2 separate regions of the Homo sapiens genome follow, and region 2 is linked to region 1. Evidence: chromatin contacts called from ENCODE Hi-C or POLR2A ChIA-PET data. All regions are on one chromosome and are shown on one strand. The core of a region is the stretch at or near the end of the contact, and the rest is flanking DNA. Distances in the headings are between cores, read along the strand shown. Region 1 holds the start of PHB2 (prohibitin 2). Region 2 holds the start of MLF2 (myeloid leukemia factor 2).

The links. Hi-C counts contacts between places; a loop is a spot of excess contacts on that map. ChIA-PET counts read pairs that join two places held with the same protein, here RNA polymerase II (POLR2A). Pooled maps may share reads with other maps.
Region 2: a map of B cell shows a loop between it and region 1 (20-fold over the local background). The contact joins the promoter of MLF2 here to the promoter of PHB2 in region 1. A Hi-C loop is called at or near these places in 7 of 168 maps with a recorded cell type or tissue (A673, B cell, CD8-positive, alpha-beta T cell and 3 more), 2 of 37 single-sample maps with no recorded cell type and 12 of 50 pooled maps. POLR2A ChIA-PET finds 5 or more read pairs at or near these places in 5 of 52 experiments (HEK293, HEK293T, MCF 10A and 2 more).

Annotation. Positions count from the first base shown.
Region 1 is chr12:6,967,005-6,972,919 of GRCh38, forward strand. PHB2 (prohibitin 2) reads right to left here and starts at 3,660. Exons shown (of 10, transcript NM_001144831.2): 1 at 3,413-3,660; 2 at 3,192-3,276; 3 at 2,494-2,573; 4 at 1,407-1,591; 5 at 888-1,017; 6 at 672-775; 7 at 167-244. The coding sequence starts at 3,539. It overlaps EMG1 (EMG1 N1-specific pseudouridine methyltransferase), which reads left to right and starts at 3,909. Exons shown (of 6, transcript NM_006331.8): 1 at 3,909-4,087. The coding sequence starts at 3,920. It also overlaps SCARNA12. RefSeq lists enhancers at 59-559, 3,584-4,186, 3,707-3,776, 3,867-4,046, 4,097-4,216.
Region 2 is chr12:6,750,910-6,756,824 of GRCh38, forward strand. MLF2 (myeloid leukemia factor 2) reads right to left here and starts at 2,232. Exons shown (of 9, transcript NM_001382226.1): 1 at 2,030-2,232; 2 at 1,376-1,453; 3 at 1,016-1,145; 4 at 732-767. The coding sequence starts at 1,425. RefSeq lists a silencer at 2,129-2,368 and enhancers at 2,539-2,588, 2,619-2,788.

The DNA of each region.
Region 1 (5,915 bases), core at 2,410-4,909:
TCCCAAAGTGCGGGGATTACATGCGTGAGCCACCGCGCCGGCCAGAGAAGCCAATCTGAGTAGAAACCGGAACAAGCAAGGTTCGAATTCCCTCACCTCAATGTGCCTTAACTGAAAGCACTTTCTCAAGGCAGCCCCATCAGAGACGCTGGGCTGACACACTCACCGTCTTGGAGATATTCTGGGCTGCTCGAATCTTGCGAAGTTTGATGTAGCCAGGGTTCTTGCTCAGTGCTTCTCCAAGGTGAGGAGGGTTAAGGTACACGCAAGGGCAGGTCTCAATCCCTGGCCCTGTCCTTACCACACTCCCTTGCTCCAGTCCTCCTCTGGGCTGTCAGATCCAAGGTTGCGCTCAGGTGGCTTGTGCCCAGCCCTACCGTGGACCCCACCTGTGGGCCTCCCTGCAGGCTGCTGCCAGGAACTAGGGGCAGCACCAGAAATGAAGGCAAGGCCACCAATGCTATTGATCTGGCCTTACAGTGGGGAGTCATGGCTCAGGTACTACCACTAAGATTTCAGATCTCATCTGTAGTCCCCACCCCCAACAAGGAGCCAAGGGCCAGAGAGCACGGAGTCGCATTCGCCTTAGTCTCATCAGCCTGCCCATGAAGGAGAATGGGGAACTCAGGTGCCCTAGGGGCTGGGCTGAGATCTCTCCAGCAGAAGGATATCATCTTGGCAGCCTCGGCCTCACCCTCGGCCTGCACAATTTTCTGCCGCTGTTCCTGCTTTGCTTTTTCTACCAAGAATTGGGCCCGCTGGGCCTCCTGCTGGGCTGTGGTGGGAGAGAGTCAGGGAGACCCTGTCCTGGGTCAGGAGCCCCACCCATGGAGTCTTTCCTCCTCCTGCATCTCAGAAGCCCTCACCCCACGGCTCTTGCGACTCACCCACTTGTTTGGCTTCTACAGCAGCTGTGTACTCTCGGCTAAAGCTCAGCTCTGTGATGGCCACATCATCCAGGATGAGGCTGAAGTCCTTGGCCCTCTCTGTCAGCTCCCGGCGGATCAACAGGGATACCTGAGGGCAGGGGTGAAGAGGGGAAGGGAGGGGTGGTTTGAGGGGACTGGGGAGCTGAAAGGAAGGTTGCGACCCCTAACCCTTCACTCTCAATACAACATGCACTGCCTTAGCTTCCTGTCAGGCAAACCTGTAACATAAGCCTCTCTGCTCGAAGAGGTGCAGGAAAAGCCAAGACTTGGCCATTTTCCTCTGTGCTTCCTAACACCGAGTGCTATCGAGTTCTAATGCTGGCTCTCCTTATTTCACAGTGGCAATTAGCACAGCTTTTAGGTGGAAATGGCACTAGGGTGACAATGCTTTTCTAATAAGCTGCCTTTCCTAATTCCCAATACTCTGGGCCTAGGAAGGAAAGGCTGACACCACGCAGATGGTGGTGGGAGTCAGACCTGGGCCCGCTGGGTGATCAGCTGTGAGGCATTGAACTTGGCCACCACACTCTTGAGCACCTCGTTGACAATGGACGGCAACACTCGTTCCTCGTAGTCCAGCCCTAGGCGCTGGTACATGCTAGGAAGCTCCTGAGCATTGGGTCGAGACAACACTCGCAGGGAGATATTCACCATCTGTAGGTCTGAGATTGAGGTCAGCAGTGGCTGGTCAAGGCCAAACACCCTTTCCCAAGCATTTTCTCCTTCATGTTCCTCCCTGTATGCCCTGTGCAATGGTGTACAGCCTGGCACTACCCTGGGGGGAGGAGAGTTAATCAGGCTGACAAGGAAGACAAGACGCAGCACAGCTGAAATGCACCCTCACCCACTGTGAAGCCTTGAACTGCAAACCCCGTCACCAGCAGAGCTGACTACTCTTTCCCCCTCTGTACTCTGTGCAACCTCTAACGTGGGCGCTTTCGTGCTGTACCGTAATCATGTCTCCTGTAAGGACTTGGGGGACAAGAATTGTGTTTAATGAATCTTTTATTCCCAGGGCCCAGTCTAGTAAATGAATAAGCGACCTGCACTAGGTATAGCACAAAGAAGTACATTACAGGTTACAGGTGAGCTACCTGACCCAGGGTGTATATGTGTGCGTGGGTGGGGAGGAGGAAGAGGTCTGGGGAACTCAAAGGCACGGCTTTTATGTATGGTCTAGAAGGAGAGAACAGGTGAACTAGTCAAGCTTAGGGACAAACTTCTCCAGAACAGAGTGTACTAGTGGATGTAACTGTAGATATAGTAAGTCAAGCAGTTAGAAAAAAAAGGCTTTAAAACAAAGCTTTGATCTAGGCAGTGAACAAGACGAGGGACAAACAATACTCTTATTGAATACACGTCAGGGAGGAGACAGTAAAAAGCACGCAAACACAGTGTGTTCAGAATTTGCTGCTTTGACCCCAGGAGGCAGGTATTTTTGTTACAGCTCTTGCAGATGTGGAAAGAGGCCTAAAGGCCTGACACTACCATATTCCCCTGGGGTTTCTTGCCAGCTACCTTGATCATCCCACCTGCCATGTGATTACCAAGTGCTCAGACCTACCTTTGGAGCCTGTAGGGGAGGAGATTTTTCGAGGTCTGGCCCGAATGTCATAGATAATGGGGTACTGGAACCAAGGGATCCTGGAGAGGACAGGGATAGGTATTAAGAGGCCACAGTTTCGGCCGGGCGCGGTGGCTCACGCCTGTAATCCCAGCACTTTGGGAGGCCGAGGCGGGCGGATCATTTGAGGTCAGGAGTTCGAGACCAGCTTGATCTACATAGTGAAACCCCGTCTCTACTAAAATACAAAAATTAGCCGGGCGTGGTGGCGGGCGCCTGTAATCCCAGCTACTCGTGAGGCTGAGGCAGGAGAATCGCTTGAAATCAGGAGGCGGAGGTTGCAGTGAGCCGAGATCGCGCCACTGCACTCCAGCCTGGGCGACAGAGCAAGACTCCCTCTCCAAAAAAAAAAAAAGAAAAGGCCGCAGTTTCACTAGCCTTGCCCGGTTTCCCCTCACCACGCGTTTTTTGGCCTGCTCCTCTCCACGACCACAGACAAGGAGAGATTCTCTTGTCCCTCTGGAAAACAACAGTTTGTATGCTGCTGGAGGTTCTCGCAGCACCCACTATCCTAGGGGCAGGGATGAGGAGGGTGGGAAAAGAGCAGCGTTGAATCCTGTTGCACGTCCGACTATAGCCACTGCTGGGTCGGCGTCAAGGGTGAAAGGTCAGGGTCAGCAGGCTCTGCCCGCCATTACCTGAAGTGAAGGCCCTCGGCCAGGATAGTGTCCTGCTGCACTCCACCGATCCGATTGAAGAAGATGGCTCTGTGCCCGCCTTCCACTGTGGGGAGATGGGTGGTGATCAGGCCAGGCCGCTGCTCAGAGGAAATGCTAGGCCCGTGGAGGGGCGCGGGGACAGGGCAAGGGGTTTGGGGGAGGGACTGGAAGCGTCCGGCGAGCAGGCGGAGGTTGCTCACCGGTGAACACAGATTCGCGCACACCGTAGGCCACGGCGCCGGCCCCCAGCAACAGCTTCAGGGCCGTGCCCATGCCCCGGGGCCCGGCGGGCAGCCGTCCCGCCAAGTCCTTCAAGTTCTGGGCCATGTCTGATCTTGAGGCCGGCGGCACTGGAGGTCAGAAGGGGGTGCCGGCCCGCCTCTACCCCGCTCCGGCTTAGGTACTGCACCCTTCACACGAGGGTTCGGGCCCGTAAGGCTGGCGAAAGAAAGGGCAGCGGAAGTGCGCTCCCTTTGAAACCCTCCCCCTTAGCCCACTACGGACCCGAACTTCGCGCACAGGAATCGCGCATACGGAAGTCCCGCCCCTTTCTGGAAGGCTGCCCTCCCAGGGAGGGCAGCGCAAGACAGCAAGTCATCTCCATTTCCTGGCCCACTTTCAAAATGGCAGCCGGAAGGAAATTTGTGATTAGAAGCCGCGCTGTTCTTATTTAAGAGCGTTAGCGCAACTTCCGGTATTGTTGCAAGATGGCCGCGCCCAGTGATGGATTCAAGCCTCGTGAACGAAGCGGTGGGGAGCAGGCACAGGACTGGGATGCTCTGCCACCCAAGCGGCCCCGACTAGGGGCAGGAAACAAGATCGGAGGCCGTAGGCTTATTGTGGTGCTGGAAGGGGCCAGTCTGGAGACAGTCAAGGTAGTTTGGGACAGGAAGTGGAGAAGTAGTAAATCGATAGGTTGGGACTCCGTGGAATGAGGGTAAGGGGCCCAGAGTGGATGTAGAAAGCAGAGAGGGGTGAAAGATGCTTTTGAAGGAAGGTGGCTTGGTTGGCTTTGCGTTGATTTGACATCCTGGGATGGTAGTACTCATTTTTCTTTCTTTTTTTTTTTTTTTTTGAGACGGAGTCTCGCTCTGTCGCCCAGGCTGGAGTGCAGTTGCGCGACCTCGGCTCACTGCAACTTCTGCCTCCCGCCTTCAAACAGTTCTCCTGACTCAGCCTCTGGAGTAGCTGGGACTACAGGCAGGTGCCACCACGCCCGGCTAATTTTTTTGTATTTTTAGTTCAGATGGGGTTTCACCATGTTGGCCACGCTGGTCTCGAACTCCTGACCTCAAGTGATCCGCCCGCCTCGGCCTCCCAAAGTGTTGGGATTAGAGGCGTGAGCCACTGTGCCCGGCCGGTAGTACTCATTTTCTTTTGCTCTTTTTGAATGATATTCTAGCCCTCACCTCCTTGCTTCCAATTGGTTTACCAGGATTCTGTGGTATAGTAGTCTAAGCAGAGGAAAGTTTCGTTCCTTGCGTCATTCCACATCCCAAGACAAGTTACTGGGCAGATGAGAAACGTAGTTATGTAGCCTAGTCTGCCCACACTTTTTGTAAGGGCTTCGTGTTTCAATTCATTAGTATCCATAGTCACCTCTCTCTAATATCCACCTATGATACACTGTCCAGACCTGGTTATTATTTAAAACTTTTACATCTGCATTTTTATCTATCATTCATCTCTTTCCCCACATGTAATAGAACCAGCAGTTCTCTATCTTAAAGCCTTGGGCAGTGTTCTTCCTCCTCCTTTCTCTTACCCGTTAGAACTAATTGAATAGGCCCAGAAGAAATCGCATTGGTTTAGAAGTCAGGCCAGGATTTTAATCTTCGTTCTAAATACACTTTTTTTTTTTTTTTTTTTTGAGATGGAGTCTCAGTCTCTACCAGGCTGGAGTGCAGTGGCACGATCTTGGCTCACTGCAGCCTCCGCCTCCCGGGTTCAATCGATTCTCCTGCCTCAGCCTCCAGAGTAGCTGGGATTACAGGCCTGCGCCTGTAATCTATTAAAAGAATAGAAAACATGATTATATCCTACTAATGGGTTGAAACTGTATTATTCATTCAAGAAGGTTTTTTTCTTCTATAACTAAGGGTGTCTCATGGACTTAGTTCTTGGTCATTTGTTCTTTGTGCTCTCTGTGACATTACTTCAACTATTCAATTTCAAAATCTACATCCCTTTTTTCGCAGACTTTTTGGAGCCATATATCTCAAGAATGTTGCTAGACATATACATTCCAGTGATACATAAAAACTTAACCTTCCAAAACTTGTATTTGTATATAACAGTTTGTTTTTAGACTTTTTACTGACCACCCTAATGCTCCTTGGGACTCCAAATTGCAACTTGGAATTATTTCTTTTAGCTGCTACAGATGTAGTCCACTTCTTTAACATCAAACTTCTGATGTCTTTTCCAGTGTACAGAGAGTTGTTAGGATAGTGTCTGTCAGTCATTCCCATCCTGCCCTGCTTACTCCAGAATTATTTTTGGCTTTGTGCTTGATACATTAGGATTCTGTGGTTTACAAAGCAGCTTCATATATAATCACTGCCCTTTAGTGTCTCAGCTCCCAATTTTCCTCAAAATTTCCTTTCTTCGTTTCCACTTTTTCTTTTTTGTTTCTTTTTTGAGATAGGGTCTTGCTCTGTTGCCTGGGCAACAGAGTGCAGTGGTGTGATGGTTCACTGCAGC
Region 2 (5,915 bases), core at 982-3,481, 220 kb before region 1:
TTAAAATAACCAGAATACTCATATTTCTCCTCCTGTGAACTGCTGACCCCTTCCTCAGTCTCTGTGACTGCTGTGATCCAATTTTCCTTCTCCTGCTTGCTATATTCCCCCCATCTTTAGGAAGCAAGCCAAAGTAATGGATTCTAAACTCTAAAGAGGTAAGGCATGAAATTGTTAAAACCTACCAAAAAATCATCTCTAGTTGGCCCTTTAACTGCACTTCCCTCCTCAAAAGAACAAATTTTGCTAGACAATTACATCTTCCTAATGCGTATGAACTTCTAGGAGTACAACAGTTAATAACATCTTTTCTTTTTTTTTTTTTTGAGATGGAGTCTGGCTCTGTTGCCCAGGCTGGAGGGCAGTGGCGCAGTCTCGGCTCACTGCAATCTCCACCTCCCGGATTCAAGAGTAGCTGGGACTACAGGTGTGTGCCACCATGCCTGGCTTTTTTGGTATTTTTAGTAGAGACGGGGTTTCACCATGTTGGCCAGTCTGGTCTCGAACTTCTGACTGCAAGTGATCACCCATCTCGGCCTCCCAACAAGAGTTTAACACCTTTAACCCACAGGGCTCCTAGTACCCAACAGGCTCAGAGCTTTGTGAATGCCATAAAAAGAGAAGATTCTGGGGTTACTCATGAAACTATTCCTAAGAGGCACATTTGGGAATAATATCTAAGGGTAGAGAGTGTGTCTGAGATGGAAGGACACAGGGAGATAAAGACTCACCATTCCCAGCATCCCAAAGGGGGAGACAGCTCCAGCCTACAGGAACACATGAGGAACAGAAATTAGAGACCACATCCTATCTCTTTACAATCCCAAACCAGGCCCATGGCCTCAATTTTTTTCCATCCTCTCAAAAGGGAGTCACAAAGCCCTTTTTCCTGACCCTTTCCCCAACTCCTAGAGCATTTCACTTGCTCAGTTGGCTGTAGTGCAAGAAAATTAAGTGCTTTCCTAACTAACCTCCAACCTTTCTTTGGGTCTCAGGTGTGTCTCAGCATCATTACCTGCTGCATCCGGCGGCTGGCAGGCCTGGTCCCTGGCATGTTGCCATCTGTGATGCTGAGGAAGGGGCTATATCCAAAGCCACCTGACAACATACGGCTCATATGCTGACGGTGAATAGCAAAGGGATCCCTGTGGAGTGAGCACATAGTATGGATGGCAGAAGCGCCAAACTGTCAATCCCTCCACCACCCTGCAAAAAAATACGCACAGAGCAACAGTGGCACCGATGCCTACTTCCTGCTAGGTAGGAGCTAGGTATCCAGCCAGTTCCAACCATTCCTAGCAATGGGAACCCCGATGTCTGCCTGAACTGCTCAGAGACCTGGAGTGGGAGAGCTTGAGGGGGAGGGAATACTCACATCAGGAACATGGGATCCTCAGGCTCCACGTCCCTCATGAAGCGGAACATCCTGATCTCAGCTCCAGGGGGCTCCACACTGGAAAGATATGGAAGCTCAGATACTTGGAGGTGGCCAGGGTTTTGCACACCCACTCAGTGTGGGGACTCTCAGAGCACTGTCCTTTCCAAATCCTGTAACTGACCCCCTAAACTCCAGGGAGACCCTACTCCAGGTGTTCCACACAACCCTCTAGGGAGGGAAGGGCTCTTCAAACCTCTTTCTCAATTAGGGCCATGGAAAATTTTTCCAACCCTCTCGGTTTTTCCCTCCCCCACTCAGAGCCATCCTCTTCCCAAAGCTCTGGCCGGTAGCATACTCTCCCCTCCTCCCGCCGACGACACCGTTCTAGATGAGAATGCCAAGTGCAGGTCCTCCGCCCCATTAATGACCCCAGTCACCCCGCCCCCTCCTTACACTCAGGCCTCCCCCAGGCGGGCCTCACTAAGCCCCCCGCGCCTGTCTGCGACTCCTCTAGCTCCCGCCTCCCCGCCAGGCGAGCAGGAGAGGTAGGCCTGAGCCTCTCCTCTCCCCACCCCGCATCCCGGGCTCCCAGACCCTGCAGCCCCGTGGGCCCGCTCCCGTCCGGGGCTGCCAGCTCTGCCCGAGCCTCACCAGTGCCCGATTCGGGCTCAGCGGCCCATCCGGCCGGTTTCGCTTCCCGGTACGCTGCAGGGTCAGGGTCGCGGCCCGGAACGTGGGGATTGGTCCGGGCTTGAGCTCCTCGGCCTTCCACGCCGCCTCCTCCCACAGCTGCCACCTCCGTACGGCCCCCTCGGCCAACGGAGCCCGAACCTCGGCCAGGCCCGGGCGGAAGTGACGTCACGATAGACCCGCCCACCCGGGGCCGGGCCGTGGGAGCCCCGCCCCCTGGCGCGGGTGGTGAGATGGCTGGGGCCGAGTCCCAGGGGCGCCGGGGCCATGGGCCAAGCTCAGGGGAGCAGAGCCTGAGGCCGAGAGGGGTCCCCTGGGCACGAAGAAGGGGAGCTCATTAGTAACCTCGATTTGGGTTCTGTGGACTGGAAGAGGCTCCCATAAGGCAGGGGAGGAGAAGGAGAAGAGGAATCCATTCTTCGGGAGGGACCGGGTTGGAGGTTGAACCTGGGGGCGCAGTGCAGCACGTTCTCTCTCCCTCCTCAAGGGGAAACTGGAGGACGAGGGGCAGATGCCCCTTGGGGAGAGGCGGGCGCTCTGTGGGCGACGAGGCGGGGCGGATCCCTGGGGGGAGCTTTAAGCCGACTCTACTGGAGAAGCAGTCTACCCTAGAGGGAGGATGGGCAGTTTTCCTGCGGGGGAGGCGCTTGGGCCTGTCCCCGCTTGAGGAGGAGCGTTCCTGGCAGGGCGGAGTCCCCGGAGTGACGCAGAGGAGGTGAAACTCTCCAGCCCAGATCTAGTTCGGGCTTCAGAAAGTCGGATGGGGCAGAGGATCCAGGTTGGGGGGTTGGCCGCCAGATGGCGCTCCTCGGCCAGGCTGGAACCGGAGGCCCTTGAGAACTCGCGTTGGAGAGGGACCTGGACCCTCCCCCGTTACCCATCTGTGAAGGGTTGGACTGGGGAAAGGCTACAGTTCTGAATCTATTAGTTTAATGCCACTCTCCCCTTCCTTTTACTCTAATTCTTGTGTCCTCAAGAGCTCCCAGTCCTGCACTGACCTTTCTTGGTTGCTTTCTTAGGTCAAAGGTCTAAAGTTTGGGGGAACAAAGGAGTGGAGAGCTCAGTTAACCTGGATCACCCAGGGGAGGAGCTAAAACGGGGCCCAGAAGACCTGCCTCCAAGGCCAGAGACTGATACTTTGACATACTAAATGTCTTGCATAAAATCTGGCTCTGCTGGAGAGAAGGGCCTTCCCCTTTGGGGTCAGGGCATTTGGACTGTCTAGGATGGACTTTAACCAGACTCATCCAAACTCCAGCTTTCCCTGGTTCTTTACTCTGGCTTTTAGCCATATTAGTGCTGTGTGGAGTCTGACCCAATGAGAAAGACTTGTTCCCAGTAATTCCCTGGGGGAGAAAGAGGGGGTCCCTGGTGACTCAGGAAAAGGTGCTAGGAACAGGGCTTCTCACGTTTCTTTGGACTTGATCATTATTAAAGAGGAAAAAACAATAATAGAGACAGGGAGCAGAGATAGATAATTAAGATATAAGCTGACAGACTGGCAAGTCAAAGGAAAACAGACAGAATACAAGTAAATTTGTTTTTCATTGCTATTTCTGGGGGAAGAGACTTAGTAAAATCTTCTGTCTTCCAGATCTCTGCACTTCCCACCATGCAACTTCCCCTTATCCTCTTGCCCCAAATGAAAGCAGTTTGACATGTGATCAAGAGTTGTCCCAGTAAAGGTTCTGTGGCTGAAACTTAACTAAAGAGATCCTATCCATTTTTTTTCTTTTGTCCTCTCCTCCTTCTAAAGCAAGTTCTTTATTGTCCAGCCAATCAACAAATGTTTAAGGCCTGGCGCAGTGGCTCACGCCTGTAATCCCAACACTTTGGGAGGCTGAGGCGGGCACATCACAAGATCAGGAGTTCGAGACCAGCCTGACCAACAAAGTGAAATCCAGTCTCTACTAAAAATACAAAAATTAGCTGGGCGTGGTGGCACATGTCTGTAATCCCAGCTACTCAGGAAGCTGAGGCAGGAGAATCGCTTGAACCCAGGAGATGGAGATTGCAGTGAGCCAAGATTGTGCCACTGCACTCCAGCCTGGGCGACAGTGAGACTCCGTCTCAAAACAACAACTACAACAAAAACGAAAATTAGCCGGGCATGGTAGCAAGCACCTGTAATCCCACAAGTAGGCTGAGGCAGGAGAATCACTTGAGCCTGGGAAGTGGAGGTTGCAGTGAGCCGAGATCACGCCATTGCACTCCAGCCTGGGGGATGGAGCGAGACTCTGTTCCAAAAAAAATAAAAATAAAAATAAAAAGCAAATGTTTAATGAGGCCTGGAACTGTCCTAGGTACATTGTATTAAGCATACATACAAAATATAAGACACGGTCTCTGCCAATTGAAGGCATACAGTCTTGTAGCCACCTTTTTCTTTTTTAGTTACCTGTTATCCGTTTTTTTGTTTTTTTTTTAATTAAATTGTAGAGATGGGGAGTTTCATCATGTTGCCCAGGCTGGTCTCAAACTCCTGAGCTCAAGTGATTCGCCCAAACTTGGCCTCCCAAAGTGCTGGGATTACAGACATGAACCACTGTGCTCAGCCACCTGCTATCCTTTACGTACCGCCTTTAGGTGCCTAGAGTCCTTTCTCTTCTTCCTTCCAAAACTTAAGAATCTGCTGGCCAGGCGCGGTAGCTCACGCCTGTAATCCCAGCACTTTGGGAGGCCGAGGTGGTTGGATCACTTGTGGTCAGGAGTTCGAGACTAGCCTGGCCAACCTGGCCAACATGGCAAAACCCTGTCTCTACTAAAAATACAAAAAAATTAGCCAGGCATAGTGGCACGTGCCTGTACTCCCAGCTACTTGGGAGGCTGAGGCATGAGAATCGCTTGAACCCAGCAGCAGAGGTTGCAATGAGCCGAGATCTTGCCACTGCACTCCAGCCTGGGCGACAGAGCAAGGCTCCGTCTCAATAAAAAAAAGAAAAAAAAAAAAGGAAATTGTTGGCCAGGCACAGTGACTCACACCTGTAATTCCAACACTTTGGGAAGCCAAGGCAGGAGGCTCGTTTGAGCCCTGGAGTTGGAGACCAGCCTGAGCAACATAGTGAGACGTTGTCTCTTCAGTAAAAAAAATTAGCCAGGTGTGGTGGTGTGTGCCTGTAGTCCCAGCTACTTGGGAGGCTGCGGTGGGAGGATTGCTTGAGCCATAATCACACCACTGCACTCCAGCCTGGGAGACAGAGCAAGGCCCTGTCTCTAAAAAAGAAAAAAAGAAAAAAAAAAAACCTCTTGAACAGGTGAGGATGAAAGAGCAAATGCAAGAGCCCATTTTCAGAGTTCTTGGAGACATACCATATAGGCAGTTGTCTACTCCAGGAATTAAAGGGATGTAATTTTGCAAGTAACCAGAGTTTGTGTCTGTCTTCCTTCTCCGGGTCTCTCCCTCTCCTTCATTTCCTTTCCTCTCTTCTCCTTCACTCTCTTCCTCTCTCCCTTCCTCCATCCCTCTTGTCTTTTCCCTCTCTCCCTCCCTCTTTTTTTTTTTTTTTTTTTTGAGACGGAGTCTCACTCTGTCGCCCAGGCTGGAGTGCAGTGGCACGATCTCGGCTCACTGCAAGCTCCGCCTCCCGGGTTCACGCCATTCTCCTACCTCAGCCTCCCGAGTAGCTGGGACTACAGGTGCCCGCACACCTGGCTAATTTTTTTATATTTTTAGTAGAGACAGGGTTTCACCGTGTTAGCCAGGATGGTCTTGATCTCCTGACCTCGTGATCTGCCCGCCTCAGCCTCCCAAAGTGCTGGGATTACAGGCATGAGCCACAGTGCCCGGCCCTTTCTTTCTTTATCTTTCTTTCTCTCTCTCTCTCTTTTTCCTTCCTCCCTCTCCTCT